3 separate regions of the Homo sapiens genome follow, and regions 1 and 3 are each linked to region 2. A link is an interaction called in ENCODE POLR2A ChIA-PET data of the cell type or tissue named here. Cell type or tissue: GM12878. All regions are shown on one strand.

Region 1 (4,000 bases), 240 kb after region 2:
CTTTTATATCTTTGCTGATTTTATGTCTGCTTGTTCTACCAATCATTGAGAAAGGGATATTGAAATCTCTGTAATTGTGGATCTATTTCTCCTTGTAGTTCTATCAGTCTTCATATATTTTGAAGCTCTGTAATTTGATACATAAGCATTTAGTATCGCTATCTCTTTTATCATTATGAAATGTATTTTATCTCTGGTGATACCCTTGGCTCTGAAATTTGTTTCTTTTTTTTACTAACTTATTGTCTGTTTCTCTCAGAAGTATAAGCACCATGAAGCCAGGCACTGTGTCTTGTTTTGTATCCCTAACACCTAGCAGAGTAGCTGGCACTTAGTGAATATTTAACAAATCTTTACTAAAGGAAGGACAGAAGGGAGGGAAGGATTGTAATGCATATGCTGATAGAGGTAGGCACTAGGAATAAGTGATAAGAAGGGGACAGCACCTGTTTTGAAGACAATATATCATAATGAGTAAAATAAACACAGAGGCAATTTCAAGAGTGTGACATGAGCCAGGAAAAGGATAAGCATAAGATTCTTTGGAAGACTAAGGTGATGAGAGACACCTTTCTTTTTTTTTTTTGAGACGGAGTCTCGCTCTGTCACCCAGGCTGGAGTGCAGTGGCACCATCTCGGCTCACTGCAAGCTCCGCCTCCCGTGTTCACGCCATTCTCCTGCCTCAGCCTCCTGAGTAGCTGGGACTACAGCCACCTGCCACCATGCCTTGCTAATTTTTTGTATTTTTAGTAGAGACGGGGTTTCGCCATATTGGCCAGGCTGGTCTCGAACTCCCGACCTTGTGATCCGCCCGCCTAGGCTTCCCAAAGTGCTGGGATTACAGGCGTGAGCCACCGTGCCCGGCCCTGTGTGCTTATTAAGAGTCTCTTGGCCGGGCACGGTGGCTCACGCCTGTAATCCTAGCACTTTGGGAGGCCGAGGCAGGTGGATCACCTGAGGTCAGGAGTTCGAGAGCAGCCTGGCCAAGGTGGCAAAACCCTGTCTCTACTAAAAATTCAAAAATTAGCCAGGCGTGGTGGCACACGCCTATAACTCCAGCTACTTGGGATGCTGAGGCAGGACAATCACTTGAATCCAGGGTGGGGGAAGGGGGAGGGGGTTGCAGAGGTTGCAATGAGCCGAGTTGGCGCCACTTCACTCCACCTGGGCAAAAGAGCAAAACTCTGTCTCAAAAAAAAAAAAAAAAAAGTCTCTGAAGTTGTTCCTAACCTGTTTCTGCCAGTAGTTCTTGTTATTGCAGTTTGATTAGATATTAACCCAGAGATAATAAAATTGAAATGCAAAAGACAGCTGTTATTTCTATGAGGACCAAGTTGAATGCTTTTGAAAGATTAGACAGAAGAGCCAAAAAACAAACAAAAAAAAACTGTTCTCAAAGTACATATGAGAGAGATAACTATAAAAATTAAGGCCAGCCAGGAACGGTGACTCACAGCTGTAATCCCAGCACTTTGGGAGGCCGAGGCAGGCGGATCACAAGGTCAGGAGTTCGAGACCAGCCTGGCCAATATGGTGAAACCCCGTCTCCACTAAAAATACAAAAATTAGCCAGGCATGGTGGCGCGTGCCTGTGGTCCCAGCTTCTCGGGAGGCTGAGGCAGAGGAGTCGCTTGAACCCGGGAGGCAGAGGTTGCAGTGAGCTGAGATTGCACCATTGCACTCCATCCTGGGCGACAGAGCGAGACTCTGTCTCAAAAAAAAAAAAAAAATTAAGGCCAAGCACAGTGGCTCATGCCTGTAATCCCAACACTTTCGGAGGCCAAGGCAGGAGGATTACTTGAGTGCAGGAGTTCAAGACCAGCCTGGGCAACATAGCAAGACCCCATCTCTACAAAGAAATTTTTAAAAATTAGCCAGCTGTGGTGGTACATGTCTGTAGTCCTAGCTACTCAGGAGGCTGAGGTGGGAGGACTGCTTGAGCCCAGGAGGTTGAGGCTATAGTAAGCCATGATCATTCCACCACATTCCAGCCTCGGTGACAGAGCAAGACCCTGTCTTTAAAAAAAAAAAATTAGAAGGTACATTGTCAAATTAGAAAACTTCTTTAAAATGATATGGCCAATAAGAACGGAAAGGGCAGTGGGACGCGGTGGCTCACGCCTGTAATCCCAGCACTTTGGGAGGCCAAGGCAGGCGGATCACGAAGTCAGGAGTTTGAGAGCATCCTGGCTAATATGATGAAACCCCGTCTCTACTAAAAACACAAAAAAAAATTAGCCAGGCATAGTCACGGGCACCTGTGGTCCCAGCTACTCCGGAGGCTGAGGCAGGAGAATGGCGTGAACCCAGGAGGCAGAGCTTGCAGTGAGCCAAGATCGTGCCACTGCATTCCAGCCTGGGTGACAGAGCAAGACTCTGTCTCAAAAAAATAAAAAAGAATGGAAAGGGCAGTGGAAAGAAATGTGATGGATGTGGTGAGGAGGGTCTTCAGGGCTTTGTATGCCCCTCTAAGGTATCTGGATTTTATCCTGAGGTGAATGGTGAACATTCAAAGGTGCCGAGCAAGACGGTGACAGAAACAGATTCACATTTTAGAAAGATGGCTCTGACTACAGAATACAGTGAATGAGCAAGACTGAATGCAAAAAGACCTGTCAGGAAGCTGTTGCTGTAAACAAGAGATAATCTGGACCTAATTAAGAGTGTTTTCACTATTCTTTTTTTTTTTTTTTTTTTTTTTGAGATGGAGTCTCGCCCTGTGGCCCAGGCTGGAGTGCAATGGTGCAGTCTCGGCTCACTGCAAACTCTGCCTCCCGGGTTCAAACAATTGTCCTGCCTCAGCCTCCCAAGTAGCTGGGATTACAGGCACCTGCCACCATGCCCAGCTATTTTTTGTATGTTTAGTAGAGCTGGGGGTTTACCACGTTGGCCAGGCTGGTCTTGAACTCCTGACCTCGTGATCCACTTGCGTTGGCCTCCCAAAGTGCTGGGATTACAGGTGTAAGCCACCGCGCCTGGCCTGTTTATAATTTTTTTTTTTTTTTTTTTTGAGACGGAGTCTCGCTCTGTCACCCAGGCTGGAGTGCAGTGGTGCGATCTCGGCTCACTGCAAGCTCCACCTCCCGGGTTCGCGCCATTCTCCTGCCTCAGCCTCCCGAGTAGCTGGGACTACAGGCGCCCACTACCGCGCCCAGCTAATCTTTTGTATTTTCAGTAGAGACGGGGTTTCACCGTGTTAGCCAGGATGGTTTCGATTTCCTGACCTCGTGATCCGCCCACTTCGGCCTCCCAAAGTGCTGGGATTACAGGTATGAGCCACTGCACCCGGCCTGTTTTTACTATTCTTAAGAGCTAATTTTAAATAAAAATTAGCTGGGCATGGTGGTGCACACTTGTGGTCCCTACTAAGGAGGCTCAAGTAGGAGGATCGCTTGAGCCCAGGAGGTCAAGGCTGCAGTGAACCGTGATTGTGTCACTGCACTCTAGCCTGGGTGACAGAATAAGACCCTGCCAAAAAAAAAAAAAAAAGCTAATTTTATGGGTTAAGTAAGTTTTTCTGGGCTTTCTAAGGAAACAACATTACTGCCGTAGTTTTCATGGGAAATCATATTCCAAACAACAAATTACATGCTAATTAGCATACAACCTATTTGCGGACTAAGGACTGTTTGCAACTTATTTGCCTTTACAAATGGTAACTTCTACAGAAGCCTCATCTGCTTCCCCAGTTACAATCTTAATCTGGATCATTTCCATTGCAATTGCAAAACCTCTTTCTTATGCAGAGGACATCTAAAAACGGGCTGTTTCTAAATATGATCGTCAAGAATACATCTTTTTAAATGTTTGTACAAAACAGAGGTTAGGCTTTGGTATCTGTGACTGTAAACTACTCTTGGTACCCAGAAAAGAAAATAAGAACACTTACTTCATGAAATACTGCTCCAGAATACGGAGATACTCCCAAGTCCAACAGTGAAAGGCCTTCAACCACTGAAAAATTAGATATACAAGTTCACTCAGACTAAGCAGGCAGCT
Region 2 (4,000 bases):
AACTGGGAAAAAAGTGACCATTTTTTCTGTAACTTTATTTTCTTCCAGTTGAAGAAGTAGTTGTGACTTTGCAGCTTGGAGGTGACAAAGAGCCAACAGAGACAATAGGAGACTTGTCAATTTGTCTTGATGGGCTACAGTTAGAGTCTGAAGTTGTTACCAATGGTGAAACTACATGTTCAGAAAGTAAGTGACTACCTTTTTAAGGTCTTTAATGATTCTTCTTAAATAAAATAGCCATTGTAGTATGCTGTATGTAATTATTTTGATTTTTTTTTTCAGATTAATAAAATGTTTTTTTCTGGCCGGTGTGGTGGCTCACGCCTCTAATCCCAGCACTTTGGGAGGCTGAGGCAGAAAGATTGCTTGAGCTTGGAGGTTGAGGCTGCTCTGAGCCGTAATCACATCACTGCGGTCCAGCCTAGGTGACAGAGTGAGACCTTGTTTCTTTAAAAAAAAAAAAAAAGAAATGATTTTTTTCTTTTTAAAAAATAGACATTGATCACTTTAAACATTTTCTTTTTAGTGTATTATTTCTGTGAATAAAAGCATGTATATTTTTACATAAGTTGAAAAATTAGCCAAATAGAAGTTGAATCACATTTGCCTCCATGAGTAATGAGTTGATTTATATAGTATTTATTCTGTAGGCCAACTATGGCAGTTAATATGGGTTAGATGCCACACCGCCAACTGTGCCAATGGCAGACAGAGTTTATTGTCTGTAGCAGTGTGGGGCTGAGTTTAAATATGACTTTAAATCCTTTTTTTTTTTTTTTTTTTTTTTTTTAAGACGGAGTTTTGCTCTTGTTATCCAGGCTGGAGTGCAATGGCACGATTTCGGCTCACCGCAACCTCTGCCTCCTGGGTTCAAGCGATTTTCCTGTCTCAGTCTCCTAAGTAGCTGGGATTACAGGCATGCGCCACCACGCCCAGCTAATTTTGTGGGGTTTTTTTGTTTGTTTTAGTAGAGATGGGGTTTTTCCATGTTGGTCAGGCTAGTCTCGAACTCTTGACCTCAGGTGATCCGCCCACCTCAGCCTTCCAAAGTGCTGGGATTACAGGCGTGAGCCACTGCATCCGGCCTCTAAATCCTTCTTAACACTGTACCACCCAGCCATTACAAGCTGAGATCCATTTACCATTCCCCTTCTACTTCTGTAGGCTACACTTACAGAGATATCTTTTGACAATACTAATTCATTATATGTGTGTTAGTAAATCTTACAATCTCTGATTTACTAGTGTGTGTTAAAGGAAAATAAACTGTGGTGGCACCTGAGTTAGTGGCTACACAGCTAGCATATTTAATAGAACTTTTTCCTACTGTTTTCCCATCAGATATTTCCATCACTTCCTAATGTGTTAAGTGTATTTTCACTTGAAACATAGATTTTAGAGGCCTGAAGACAATGAAAGAGCAGATTAATGGATTTCTTGATGAGTTTGACGAAGATCTTTTGGTTTACTTAGGAACTGCATTATGAAACATTTTGCAGCTGTCAGGTGCTATTCTTTTTCTACTTTGTTGAAAGACTTCCTACTTCCTCTTTGACTCATGACTTTTAAAAATAGCAGGACAGGCTGGGCACAGTGGCTCACACCCCTTGATCCCAGCACTTTGGGAGGCTGAGGCAGGAGGGTTACTTGAGCCCAGGAGTTCGAGACCAGCCTAGGCAACATAACAAAACCCCATCTTTGCAAAAAATAAAAAAATTTGCCATGTGTGTGGCACGTGCCTGTAGTCCAGGTACTTGGGAGGCTGAGGTGGGAGGATCACTTGAGCCCAGGAGTCAGAGGTTGCAGTGAGCGAAGATCACACCACTGCACTTCCAGCCTGGGTGACAGAGTGAGACTCTCTCTCAAAAAAAATAAAGTAGCAGGACCTAATATGTCTTCCAGATTAGTTCTCTGGGGCTAGTGAGGATGGAAAGAAATTTCTGAAATGGTTATACTGATTTGGAGTTGACACTTTGATTATTGTTCACAAGAACTCTATAATAGTCACATTTTTCTATACATAAATTGGAAGTCTGGAAGATAAAATACAAGTTACATTGTTAAACTGCCCTAAACCTCAGTATTTATAGTGTCCTAAGCTTCGCCCATAGAAGATGAAACTATTACTAATGTAAAATATTTAATAATTGCTGGACGCGGTGGCTCACGCCTGTAATCCCAGCACTTTGGGAGGCCGAGGTGGGCTGATCACGAGGTCAGGAGTTTGAGACCAGCCTGGCCAACATGGTGAAACCCCGTCTCTACTAAAAATATAAAAATTAGCCTGGCCTGGTGGCGAGCACCCGTAAGCCCAGCTGCTCGAGAGGCTGAGGCAGGAGAATCTCTTGAAACCAGAAGGTGGAGGTTGCAGTGAGCCAAGATAGTGCCACTGCACTCTATCCTGGGTGACAGAGCGAGACTCTGGCCAGGCGTGGTGGCTCACGCCTGTAATCCCAGCACTCTGGGAGGCCGAGGCAGGCGGATCACCTAAGGTTGGGAGTTTGAGACCAGCCTGACCAACATGGAGAAACCTCGTCTCTACTAAAAATACAAAATTAGCTGGGCGTGGTGGCGCATGCCTGTAATCCCAGCTACTCGGGAGGCTGAGGCAGGAGAATCACTTGAACCCGGGAGTTAGAGGTTGTGGTAAGCTGAGATCATGCCATTGCACTCCAGCCTGGGCAACAAGAGCGAAACTGGGTCTCAAAAGAAAGAAAAGAAAACAGTTATAACAATATACTACAATAAAAGTTTTATGAATGTCATCTCTCAGTTTCACTTTCACTCCAAAAATACCTCATTTTTTTAGCTTTGTTTGGACCTTTGGGGGGAAAAATACCTTATTGTACTCACCTACTTTTGGACCACAGTTGACTGTGGGTAATTAAAACCATAGCTAAGGGGAGGCCTACTGTACTTACAGACACATTTTTGGTTCTTTCTTTTTGGTGGATAAATTTTCTAAAAATGGCAGTTATATAAATAAACTTTTTCCAAGTGAAACAAAGTGTACTTGTTTTTTCTTTTTCTTTAAGTTGTATTTTAAAACTAGCTGGCTTTATATTCCCCTACTTTCAACTAGTTTAATATCTCGCTACAAGTCTCGGTTATAATGTTTTCTTTACATAATTTGTTATGGTGTTTTCCTTCAATGAAGTACAGAGTTAATCTGCTTTCATGAGTCTCTAGGAAGAGGTCTTCCTAGACCTCTTCCTAGCTTTTTTTTTTTTTTTGAGACGGAGTCTTGCTCTTGTCACCCAGGCTGGAGTGCAGTGGCACTATCTCAGCTCACTGCAACCTCTGCCTCCTGGGTTCAAGCGATTCTCCTGCCTCAGCCTCCAGAGTAGCTAGGATTACAGGCATCTGCCACCACACCTGGCTAATTTTAATTTGCTATTTAGGTAGACTTTTTTTTTTTTTTAGATGGGGTTTCGCTCTGTTTGCCCAGGCTGGAGTGCAATAGTGCGATCTCGGCTCACTGCAACCTCTGCCTCCCGGGTTTAAGTGATTCTCCTATCTCAGCCTCCCGAGTAGCTGGGTTTACAGGTATGCACCACCACGCCTGGCTAATTTTGTATTTTTTAGTAGAGACAGGGTTTCTCCGTGTTGGCCAGGCTGGCTTTGAACTCCCGACCTCAGGTGATCCGCCTGCCTCGACCTCCCAAAGTTGCTGGGATTACAGGCGTGAGCCACTGCGCCCGGCTGACTTTTTTTTTTTTTTTTGAGACGGAGTATCGCTCTTGTTGCCCAGGCTGGAGTGCAATGGCACGATCTCGGCTCACTACAACCTCTGCCTCCCGGGTTCAAGCAGTTCTCCTTCCTCAGCCTCCCGAGTAGCTGGGATGACAGGCATGCGCCACCATGCTTGGCTAAGTTTTGTATTTTTAGTACAGATGGGGTTTTACCAAGTTGGCCAGGGTGGTGTCGAACTCCGGACCTCAGTTGATCCGCCTGCCTAGGCCTCCCAAAGTGCTGGGATTATAGGCATGAGCCACTGCGC
Region 3 (4,000 bases), 160 kb before region 2:
GGAGAATGGCGATGACTTTTACCAGGCATACTGCCTGCAAACATGTTAACAAGGCACATCCTGCACAGCCCTAAATCCATTAAACTTTGATTCAATACAGCACATGTTTCTGTGAGCACAGGGTTGGGACTAAAGTTACAGGTTAACAGCATCTCAAAGCAGAAACAATTTTTCTTAGTACAGATCAAAATGGAGTTTTTTATGTCTTCCTTTTCTACATAGACACAGTAACAACCTGATCTCTCTTTCTTTTTTTTTTATTTTTTTTTTAGACGAAGTCTCGCTCTGTTGCCCAGGCTGGAGTGCAGTGGCTCACTCAGCTCACTGCAAGCTCTGCCTCTTGGGTTCACACCATTCTCCTGCCTCAGCCTCCCGAGTAGCTGGGACTACAGGTGTCTGCCACCACGCCCGCCTAATTTTTTTGTATTTTTAGTAGAGACGGGGTTTCACCATGTTAGCCAGGATGGTCTTGATCTCCTGACCTCATGATCCGCCTGCCTCAGCCTCCCAAAGTGCTGGGATTACGGGCGTGAGCCACCGCGCCCAGCCTGATCTCTCTTTCTTTTCCCTACGCTCTTATTTTTATTTTATTTTATTTATTTATTTATTTATTTATTTATTTATTTATTTTTTAGAGACAGAGTCTTGCTCCGTTGCCCAGGCCGGAGTGCAATGGCACAATCTCAGCTCACTGCAACCTCCGCCTCCCGGTTCAAGCGATTCTTCTGCTTCAGCCTCCCAAGTAGCTGGGATTATAGGCATGCACCACCAAGCCTGGCTAATTTTTGTATTTTTAGTAGAGACGGGTTTCACCATGTTGGCCATGCTGGTCTCAAACTCCTGGCCTCAAGTGATGCACCCACCTCAGCTTCCCAAAGTGCTGGGCTTATAGGCGTGAGTGCCGGGCCCTTAAAACTGAGAAAGCTGAGACCTAGGTGGACCTAGGGTCAGGCAGCCATTTAAATGACAGGTTCATCCAAGTGATCTGACTCGTGTGTCTGGATCCTTCTTTTTATCCACCATGCTGAAGAGAAACTCATCTTAAGTCCTAAATACAGATGATGAATTTAAAAGGAGAACTGTCATCAGAGATATCACACATCAAATAACAGTCTTCATCATTGCAGAGTGGAAAGACAGTTGAGAAACCCAGTTACACAGCTACTCATTGCTGTCAGCATTATTGTCCTGTTTTTTTGTTTTGTTTTGTTTCGTTTTTTTTTTGAGACAGAGTCTTACTCTGTCACCCAGCCTGCAGTGCAGTGGCACAATCTTTGCTCACTGCAACCTCTGCCTCCTGGATTCAAGTGATGCTTCTACCTCAGCCTCCCAAGTAGTTGGGATTACAGGCATGCGCCACCACACCCAGCTAATTTTTGTATTTTTAGTAGAGACGAGCTATCACCATGTTGGTCAGGCTGGTCTCGAACTCCTGACCTCAGGTGATCCACCTGCCTTGGCCTCCCAAAGTGCTGGGATTATAGGCGTGAGCCACAGGGCCCGGCCTAGCATTATTGTCCTGTATTAATAGCAGGGAGTGTGTTTCTCTAATGAGTAATAACAGCAACAAGGTCTGTACAGATCCAAAAACGTTTACCTGTAATTGCAAAATCCCAACACCCTGAAAAGTATAAGGTTTTGTTCCCCCTTTGGCAACTCATTTGGCAGCAAAATCTGAACTTACCTGAAGACATTTGGCAACAAAACCCGTCCCGAATTGATGTGAATCAATTCATAGTCTGTATTCATCCTGCCTATTATGAAGATCCATGCCTTTTTGCTATAGAAGCATTAATATTTTCATTATAGGGTTCTCCCAGACCCCTTATATGTGGTTTAACATAATATATGGATGATACTATTTTTCTAACGTTCACAAAGTTCTGAATTCTAAAAAACATCTGACCCCAAGAATCCTAATACAACTAAACATTATGGACCTGTATTACATTTAGAATATACATATCCCTCCAGAATTGAGGTAAGGAATACTGGTCTTTAACTTTCTCCCTATTATACCCAAATAAGATTTACTCCACTGAGACTTTACCAATCCAAGACTCAGTCCAACTGTATGGTTCTACCAGGAGAACTGTTTTGCCGGGGGTTGGTCTGTTTGTCTTAAACTAACCCCTAGGATTCACTTTTCCTGAGTTAGGCTGGGGATTTGACCTGGTGAGATCTCCTGCCTACCCATTGTGCAGTGAATAGTGTTTACATTAGGCTTATGGCTGCTCTGATGGTGAACTGAGCTTGTACCTACATTATGAAGTGTTCAGAGCAAGTGATCACTGTGGACTTTGGCCAGTCCATGGACATCCAGTCCCATGGATATTGGCCTCTGGTCATGAGCTGTCCCACTACCCCTTGGATTTGTGAATATTGAACTGGACTGTTGATTCAGCCCCCTCGTTCTCAATCCTGTTCCTGGGTCTAACTTAATCTTCCCCAAACTCCTGCCACCTTTTTCTTTCTTCCTTTCTTTTCTTTTTTGGTATGATCACAGCTCACTGGAGCCTCAACCTCCCAGGTTCAAGCAATCCTCCCTCCCACCTCACCCTCCCAAGAGGCTGGGACCACAGGTGTGTACTATCACACCTGTGGGTGGCAAGCCACGCAGGTGCCAAGGCAAGAGACCGAGGGCACAAGCTGCTCCAGTATAATAAAGAAAATATATAGAATAAGAATAGTTATACTAGAAATAGATTATAGATGTGATTATATATGAATATCATTAATCATTAGTTTGTAGCATTACTCTTTATTCCAATATTATAATAATCTTTGTTCTACAATTATAACCTAGGAAAAACCAGGCCATACAGAGATAGGAGCTGAAGGGACACGGTGAGCAAGTGACCAGAAGACAAGAGTGTGAGCCCTCTGTTACGCCCGGACAGGGCCACTAGAGGGCTTCCTGGTCTAGCAGTAATGCCAGCACCTGGGAAGGCACCCATTACCTAGTGGACCTTGGTCTAGTGGTAGCATCAGTGCTCGGGAAGGCACCGGTTACTTAGCAGACCGAGAAAGGGAGTCTCCCTTTCCCCGGGGGAGTTAGAGAAGACTCTGCTCCACCACCTCTTGTGGAAGGCCTGACATCAGTCAGGCCCACCCGCAGCCTCCAGAGGCCTGACCATCTCCCTGTGATGCTGTGCTTCAGCGGTCACGCTCCTGGTCCGCTTTCATGTTCCACCCCGTACACCTGGCTCCGCCTTCTAGAGAGTGGTAGCAGAATTAGTAAAAGTACTAAAGTCTTTGAAATGCATAGAAGAAATAATGGCATAAACTGTCCTCTCTCTCCGCCTCGGCTGCCAAACAGGGAAGGGCCTCCTGTCTGGTGGACACGTGACTTGTGTAACCTTATCTATCACTGGAGATGGCTCACACTCCTTACCCTGCCCCCTTGTCTTGTATCCAATAAATAACAGCACAGCCAGGCATTCGGGGCCATTACTGGTCTCTGTGCCTTGGTGGTAGTGGTCCCCCGGACCCAGCTGTATTTTATTCTGTCTCTTTGTCTTGTGTCTTTATTTCTACGATCTCTCGTCTCCACACATGAGGAGAAAAAACCCACAGACCCAGTAGGGCTGGACCCGATAACACCCGGCTAATTTTTTAAAAATTTTTTGTAGAGATGAGGTCTCTCTATGTTGCCAGGCTGGTCTCAAATTCCTAAGATCAAGGAATCCTCCTCCTGTGGCTTCCTCCAGTGCTGGGATTATAGGCGTGAGCCACCATGCCTGGCCTCTTTTTCTAGCTCAGATTTTCCGGCCACTCTCACTTCTTTGTAGAAATTCCCATTACAGTTTTTGGCCCATGAGTATATTATTTATGGTAAGGAAAACCCAAAGACACAAAATAACTACACGTACCGCCTCCTAATTTATAACATGCCTCTTGTAACTTGCCTTAATCGAGCTCATTTGTTTTTGTTTTTGAGATAGAGTCTCACTGTGTTGCCCAGGCTGGGTAACAGTGCAGTGGTACAATCACAGCTCAC

What was found. ChIA-PET counts read pairs that join two places held together with the same protein. Peaks named below come from ENCODE experiments on the same cell type or tissue, not always from the same donor. Only the 100,000 strongest peaks of a DNase experiment are listed, where the experiment ranks them.
Region 1: POLR2A ChIA-PET joins it to region 2 with 8 read pairs; 3 of 35 experiments call an interaction of 5 or more read pairs at or near these places.
Region 3: POLR2A ChIA-PET joins it to region 2 with 8 read pairs; 3 of 35 experiments call an interaction of 5 or more read pairs at or near these places.

The regions. Positions count from the first base shown.
Region 1 is chr20:34,653,290-34,657,289 of GRCh38, forward strand. It overlaps PIGU (phosphatidylinositol glycan anchor biosynthesis class U), which reads right to left. Exons shown (of 12, transcript NM_080476.5): 2 at 3,891-3,955. Among named protein-coding and RNA genes, the nearest start is that of PIGU, 22 kb to the right of the region's middle. In GM12878, no CTCF peak of the experiment used is centred here; no DNase peak of the experiment used is centred here.
Region 2 is chr20:34,413,694-34,417,693 of GRCh38, forward strand. ITCH (itchy E3 ubiquitin protein ligase) reads left to right here. Exons shown (of 25, transcript NM_031483.7): 6 at 49-186. Among named protein-coding and RNA genes, the nearest start is that of MIR644A, 51 kb to the right of the region's middle. In GM12878, no CTCF peak of the experiment used is centred here; DNase peaks (open chromatin) are centred at 1,558 and 2,788; H3K27ac peaks cover 2,921 bases.
Region 3 is chr20:34,252,857-34,256,856 of GRCh38, forward strand. The region is part of intron 1 of ASIP (agouti signaling protein); the gene reads left to right. It also overlaps a transcript of AHCY not described here. Among named protein-coding and RNA genes, the nearest start is that of ASIP, 13 kb to the left of the region's middle. RefSeq lists an enhancer at 3,033-3,212. In GM12878, a CTCF peak has its summit at 2,918 (motif pointing right); no DNase peak of the experiment used is centred here.